Regions from separate parts of the Homo sapiens genome. Here region 2 is linked to region 1. Evidence: chromatin contacts called from ENCODE Hi-C or POLR2A ChIA-PET data. All regions are on one chromosome and are shown on one strand. The core of a region is the stretch at or near the end of the contact, and the rest is flanking DNA. Distances in the headings are between cores, read along the strand shown.

Region 1 (3,671 bases), core at 669-3,168:
CCCTTCACCCTGGGGCATTTGCACCCTGGGGCACTTTCCACAGTCGACTGACTGCGGGGAGAAGTGGGAGGAGGTTACACTCAGGGCAAAGCCACTAAAGGCCAGCATTCGACCAGCTCAGCCAGCCTCCCTGGGCCTCTTGGCAGCTCTGGGCCTGCAGGGAGGGTCCTACCCACCCCAGCCAACCCTCAGAGGCCCCCCAGGCTGCCAAGGCCACGTCACCGCAGCCTGCGGTCTGCCCAGCTAATGGCAGCTGCTGCGAGGGGAGTGGAGCCGCAGTAATTACAGCATCAAGGAATCACAAATGGATCTGCAAAGATGACATTAGGAGCATTAGACCTGGCACGGCTGCCTCCGGAGAGGTCGCTGGGAGGAGGCTGGGGCTGGGGCCTGGGGATGGGAGACAGACGTGCCTCTGTCTCACCCCACCCCCTTCGTTCCCAACCGGGGCTGCGATGACAATGCCAGGATTCACAAGCCCCTCGCAGAAACCACATCGGCCGCCAGTCTCGTGTGTGTCAGCGAAGATAACAGATGTCTTTCACAGGGAAGTAATTGCTTGAAACACAACTGGACAACCCCCCAGGAGGTTGCATTACAGGAAGGAACCTTGCTTTTGGGGCCGAAGGTGGGGGGGTGGTGACCTGGTAGGCAGTCCCCTCCCCAATTCCCTTGATCCTTTGACATCCTAATGAGTTGTGCTGGCCTTGCCTCTTGCAGTCCGCAGCTCTGTGGAAGGTAATTATTATGTCAAGCCTGGTTGAGGGCGTTGGTGGTGGGGCGGGGCTTCCTGGGTGGAATTTGTGGCTGGAGGAATTCCCCAGAGGCTGGAAGGGGTTAGCAGAGGAAGAATTGGGGGAAGGGCCAGGCCTTGATCAGTTACCATCCTCCAAAGCCTGAGAAATGGGTCTGAAGCGGCAAGGCTGCCTTTGGCCAAAGCTAGCACCAGTAGGTGTCACTGTAGGAAAGGAGGGGCCCCCGGGGCTGTCTGCGGATGGGGCTGGTAAAAATAGAGCTCGCCTGTGTTCCCACTGCCAAGTCGCCAAGCCTGGTGATTTATAAGGCTGGGAGCAGACGTGTGTGTAAATGTTTTTGCGTGCGAGATGTGTAACCAACCGCGGGCTGGCTTTTTCAAACTTACGAGGAGAGAGTGAGGGAGGGAGAGAAGGGGAGCGAGAGAAGGCAGCCAGGGTGGGAAGCACATGGGCCACTTTTATGTAACACTCCTCTGATACACGCCGCAGTGGGGATTTATGCTCTCTTTGAAGTAAATTGCATCCCGGTGCACCATAGCATGAAAGTTAAGATTTACCATGGCTGGGACCTCCGAGACCCTGCTGGAAGCTAGAATAATTAGCACAGCATTTGGCTGCCTCTCCTCCTGCTCTGCGGGCGGTGACAGGAGTGGCACTAATAGATCTTCCAGGCCTGAGCCTCGTGTGTTTGTCATGGGGTCCATGGTGGCTGTGGGCAAGGAGGACCGTGATCAACTGGAGAAATGGAGGTGGGGGGAGGGACTGGGACTGACCTTATTGCAGGGGACAGTGGGACCTGCCCCACCAGGGAGGAGCTGGGTGACAAACCAGCTTGGCCCCACAGGGTTCAGGTGCCCCTCTGTCAGGGGTTGGGCCAGAGTGCGTGCTTCGGTAACCCAGGGAACTCATTTATAAAACAGATTCCAGTGCCAGACTCCCAGCTTGCTGCAGGTGGGAGTCCTGGGGCACTCCGCCAGTTTGGAGGTCCCCTGGATTATATCAACTCTCATATTTAATGTTTTTCAAAAGGCAGTGCCTAGGACTCCCATCCCTCCTGACTTTTCTCCCTCTTCTCCCCTCCTCTTCCTGCAGGCACCTTCCCTGTGTCATTTCTCAGAGGCCGTGCATTTTCATGCTGGAAAAGCTGAGACTTGAACTTGATCAACAAACCCCAGAGTCCCACAGGGAAAGTCCTAACAGCCGCCTGGTCACTCCAGTTCTGCCAAGAAACAGCTGCGTGGTCTTGGACAAGTCCCAGCCCTTCTCCAGGCTTCAGCTTCCACACTGTATCATGATGGGGTTGGATTTTTACAAGATCATCTTGAAGGCCTTCATTAACAGTCCGTGATATACTTGACTCTCCCCCTCCCCTGGACACCCTCATGGAGCTCTAAGGAATCAAAGCATAGAAGTAATGTCCCTCTGGGGTTCCAGGTGCTGCGGTAGTACACCAGTGTTGGGAAGAAGAGCTAGCAGCACCGCTCACTATGAAGATTCTAAGTGCCTACTCAGCAAGGGCTTTCCTGAGGTTGTAATAAGCTCCTGGATCAGTTAACTCTTCCGCAAGGCAGAGCAGCTTTCCAGACCCCACTTCATCATCACAATAAGTAAATGACAGCCTGGGCAACAAAGTGAGACCCCACCTCTACGAAATTAAAAAAAAAAATTAATTAGGCAGGCATGGTGGCATGTGCCTATAGTCCCACTTATTTGGGAAGCTGAAGTGAGAGGCTTGAGCCCAGGTTTTCAAGTCTGCAATGAGCTATGATCGTGCCACTGCACTCCAGCCTAGGCAACAGGGCAAGATCTTATCTCAAAAAAAGAAAGAAGGAAAGAAGGAAAGAAAAGAAAGAAAGAAAGAAGGAAAAGAAAGAAAGAAAGAAAGAAAGAAAGAAAGAAAGAAAGAAAGAAAGAAAGAGAGAAAGAGAGAAAGAGAAAGGGAAAGGAAAAGAAAACAAAAGACTCTCACAACATTCTTTTAAGGTTGCGAATAAAATTGTCCCCATCACACATCTGAGGAAACTGAGGCTTTGGCCCAAGTGAGTCAAAGGAGTGTGATGAAAATATAGATTTTGAAATCAAAATAAGTGCAAATCTCATCTCTGTGGCATGAGCTGAGTGAAATAGGATAAAGGGGAAATTCTCAAGGCCTCGGTTTTGCCATCTGAAAAATGGGCATTGAGTTGAGGGCTAAATGAGATAGTTCATGCAAAAAGGACTCACAAGGCTGTCTCCTTGTAGATGGGGTTAACGAACAGAAGTTCCCAGGCCACTGGCTGCAGGGTGCGTTTGTCTCCCAGGTCTTGCATGGTTCTTGGCAGGGATCAGGCCCAGTAAATATTTGCTGAACTGGATTACACCAATGCCACAACAGAGGCCTCACTGTCAAACCATGCTGGGGAAGTAGCAGATAAAGCTGTGAGGGCCACGGAAGGTTCTCAAAGGGATCAGGGCCAATAGCATAGAAAGAGGAAAAACTGAGTTTAAAAAGCTCATACTGCAGTCTGAAGCCCCATGGAGGCTGGGACCAGACTCAGAAGGGGACAAATGTTCTTGGGTAGATTCTGAAGGACAGATCCCCAAAATGTTCTGAGCAACCTTTCAGATCAGTTTCCCAAGCCTGGCAAATTGGGAAAAATCTGATCAATGAAGTGGAAGCAGCAGCCACAAATGCCACATGAGAGTTCTGAATGAACTGTCTTCCTGTTCCTCTCCCTTGCCCCCACCACACCCTCTACACCCTGAATTCCCATCTGCCATGTAGACATGGGTGTGGGAAGGAGAGATAAAGTGGAGGTTCCCTTTGGTGTAAATCCTGGACCCAGAAAGATAGGGGGATCTCAGAGTTACCTTAATAAATCATCAATCTCTGTCCCTGTTTCAGGTTCTCCAGCCTCAGGTGTCTTCCTGAGCTGA
Region 2 (3,346 bases), core at 410-2,909, 140 kb after region 1:
ATTACAACCTATTCAAACTGCAATCGATATAGTGCTGGGACTGGGAGAAGCTGCAGGGTTGCAGATCACACATAAAAAGGTCCTCGTCTACCCCAACCCCAGGCTTCTTTCTGCCTAAATTCTCCTCAGCATCCAAGTCTTGCCTCTGCAAGAAGCCCTCCCTGTCCCCTGAACTCACATGGAGTTTTCCCTTTGTCAAATTTCACAAGGAAGGATCGTTCAAGTCATGCTTTCTGCATCCTGAGTGTAAATCATAAATTCGCTTTTTTTTTTTTTTTTCGAGACAGTGTCTTTCTCTGTTGACCAGGCTGGAGTATAATGACACATTCACACCTCATGGCAGCCTTGACCTCCTGGGCTCAAGTGATCCTCCTGCCTCAGCCTCCTTTCTGAGTAAGATCTTTAAGAATAAGCCACCCCCATCCTAACACACACACACGCACACACACACACACACACACACACAAGTGGCCAGTATCTATTTCCTCCCTCTCCCAGCCAGGCAGTTTAGGGAGTTGGAGTTGGCTGCACATCCAGCTCTAGGGATCAACCAGATTGGCTTAATTCAAAAGGGAAGATACACATGACCAAATTGGTCCAATCAGAGTGAATATCAGGATTCTTGATGGGAATGCTGGAACACAGGGTCTCTCTTCTGGGCTGGGTTTGGTTGTACAGCATGTGAGTTCTAGAGTAGAGCAGCTACAATTGGGTGGGCAGGTGGCAGGAATGGGGGCTGGAAGTTCCAGGAATCTGGATGGGGTTGGGGGGTGGGGGCAGGGAACCACTACTGTGTGTAACCATGAAACCCATCCAGAGGAAACAGAGCAGATAATGGGTGCTGGTGGCATCATTTAAGCCCTAGATGAAGCCATACCTGAAGTAGGTTACCTCTGGACCATTCAGTAACATAAACCAATCAATTTCCCCTTTTGCTAATATTGAATTGGGTTGGGTTCACAATGGAAAAATCACTAAATGATATAATTTCTTTGGGATCCTCCAAAGAGCCTAACCCCAGGATAGTGTGGACACTCAATAAATACAAGTATGCACCACATAATGACGTACCAGTCAACAACATATTGTATATACGACAGTGGTCCCGTAATATTATAATACTGTATTTTTACTGTAACTTTTCTATGTGTAGAGATGTTTAGATACACAAATACCACTGTATAACAATTACCTGCAGTATTCAGTACAGTACATGCTGTACAGGTTTGTAGCCTAGGAACAACAGGCTATACCATGTAGCCTAAGTGTGTAGTAAGCTATACCACATAGGCTCGTAGAAATATATGCTATGATGTTCATACAATGACGAAATCCCCTAACCAAACATTTTTCAGAACATATCCCCTTCATTAAGTGACACATGACTGTACTAGAGCATTACAAAGCCTCAATCTATGAAGGCTTTGTAGATAAGAAAACTGTGACCAGGGGTAAAGGGATTTACCAAGTCTCAGGAGCCAGTTAGTGGCAGAGCCTGGATGACAGCCTAGATCTCCAATCTAGTGCCATTCCCACTGCACTGGAAGGGATGAGGGCCACTGTTCCTCCTCCCTTGATCCGCCAACCTAGTCCCTGCAGGAGAGGGAGGAGCTGAGAAAGCCAGTGTGAAGCCACAGCACCCTCAACCCCCCAGATAGGAAGACTTGGTTGCAAGCCAGGAGGCCAGAGGAGAGGCGAGGCAGGAAATTGAGTGGCTCCACGTCAACCACACGTTCTGAGTCACCTGGGGGCTGTCAGTAAGAAGATAGTGCAAAGATGGTGAGCAGCTGCCAACCCAGGCAGCAGGCATGTCGGTGTCCTCAGGACCCCAGAGGGCCCCATTGCAGGCTCTAGGGAGACCTCTACCCTCAAGAAGGCTATCTCCGAAGGGGCGCGGTGGCTCATGCCTGTAATCCCAGCACTTTGGGAGGCCAAGGTGGGCGGATCACGAGGTCAGGAGATCGAGACTATCCTGGCTAACATGGTGATACCCCGTCCCTACTAAAAATACAAAAAATTAGCCGGGCATGGTGGCGGGCGCCTGTAGTCCCAGCTAGTCGGGAGGCTGAGGCAGGAGAATGGTGTGAACCTGGGAGGCGGAGCTTGCAGTGAGCTGAGATCGTGCCACTGCACTCCAGCCTGGGCAACAGAGCGAGAATGAAACTCCGTCTCAAAAAAAAAAAAAAAAAAAAAAAAGAAGGCTGTCTCCAAGTGGGGTGGTGGGCTTAGCAGGCTCCAGAAGGGGCAGAAATGTGTGTCGGGGCAGAGTCACGTGTCTGGCAGCTGGGCTGTGAAGACTGGCAGGGGTGGGGAGTGGATTGTGCAGAATAGAATATCTGGGATACCTTGGGCATCTCTCTCCAACATGGCAGCTTCAGGGTAGCCAAATTCTTAAATGGCAGCTCAGTGCTTCAAAGACATGTGGGAGGGAGGGAGAGAGGGAGAGAGGGAGAGAGGGCGAGGGGGAGAAGGAGTGAGAGAGAGAGAGAGGTGAAAGCCATATCACCTTTTCCAACCTGGCCTCACAGCATCACCTCTGGTTCATTCAATTCATTGGAAATGTCTGGTCCATATTCAGAGGAGAATTAGGCTCCACCTGGTTGGGAGGACTGTCAAAGAAAGTCTAGATATGGTATTTTATTTGTTGTTGTTTGAGACAGGATCCTGCTCTGTCATCCAGGCCGGAATGCAGTGGTGTGACCATGGTTCACTGTATCCTCGACCTCCTGGGCTCAAAAGATCCTCCTACCTCAGCCTCCCTAGTAGCTTGGACCACAGGCATGTGCCATCGCACCTGGCTTATTTTTTTTTAGAGATGGAGTCTCTCGCTAATGTTGCCCAGGCTGGTCTTGAACCCCTGGGCTCAAAGGATCCTCCCACCTTGGCCTCCCAAACTGCTGGGATTACAGGTATGAGCCACTGCACGTAGCTGAGACATGGTTTTCAACCATGTTAGAAGCCATACCTGGCAGACAACAAGGAGCCGGTGTCCCTAACCCTGTACAATGCCAGCGCTTCCTGGCACTGCCTAAATCTGGACCTTCTGAACACGAGGGATAAAGTGAATGCTATCTTGGACATACCAATGTCATGTGGGGTTTTTTGGTTACTCTCAGCCAAAGCTAATCCTAGCTGATACTGAGCACATGAACTGCCACGTCCTATTCCCGGCACGGAGCAAGCTCTCAAGCCAAAACTTGCTAAGTGAGAGTGGGTGGGCTGATGGAAGGAGGGAGGGAAGGAAAATGCAGCAGTGAACACACTGGACTACAGATCTCAAATACGCTGTTCCATTGGCCAGTAGATTCACTTGTATTTGTTACGCTGTATCCCAATATCTATTTGT

The links. Hi-C counts contacts between places; a loop is a spot of excess contacts on that map. ChIA-PET counts read pairs that join two places held with the same protein, here RNA polymerase II (POLR2A). Pooled maps may share reads with other maps.
Region 2: a loop to region 1 is called in a pooled map, with 3 times the contacts of the local background. The contact joins two enhancer-like sites. A Hi-C loop is called at or near these places in 6 of 50 pooled maps. POLR2A ChIA-PET finds 5 or more read pairs at or near these places in 2 of 52 experiments (AG04450 and activated T-cell).

Annotation. Positions count from the first base shown.
Region 1 is chrX:39,729,958-39,733,628 of GRCh38, forward strand. No RefSeq gene overlaps it. Among named protein-coding and RNA genes, the nearest start is that of MIR3937, 71 kb to the left of the region's middle. RefSeq lists an enhancer at 798-1,092. Within about 2 kb of position 1,919, at least 4 of the 41 ENCODE cell types and tissues checked have a DNase peak (open chromatin) inside an H3K27ac peak, as active enhancers do.
Region 2 is chrX:39,868,717-39,872,062 of GRCh38, forward strand. No RefSeq gene overlaps it. Among named protein-coding and RNA genes, the nearest start is that of MIR1587, 33 kb to the left of the region's middle. Within about 2 kb of position 1,660, at least 2 of the 41 ENCODE cell types and tissues checked have a DNase peak (open chromatin) inside an H3K27ac peak, as active enhancers do.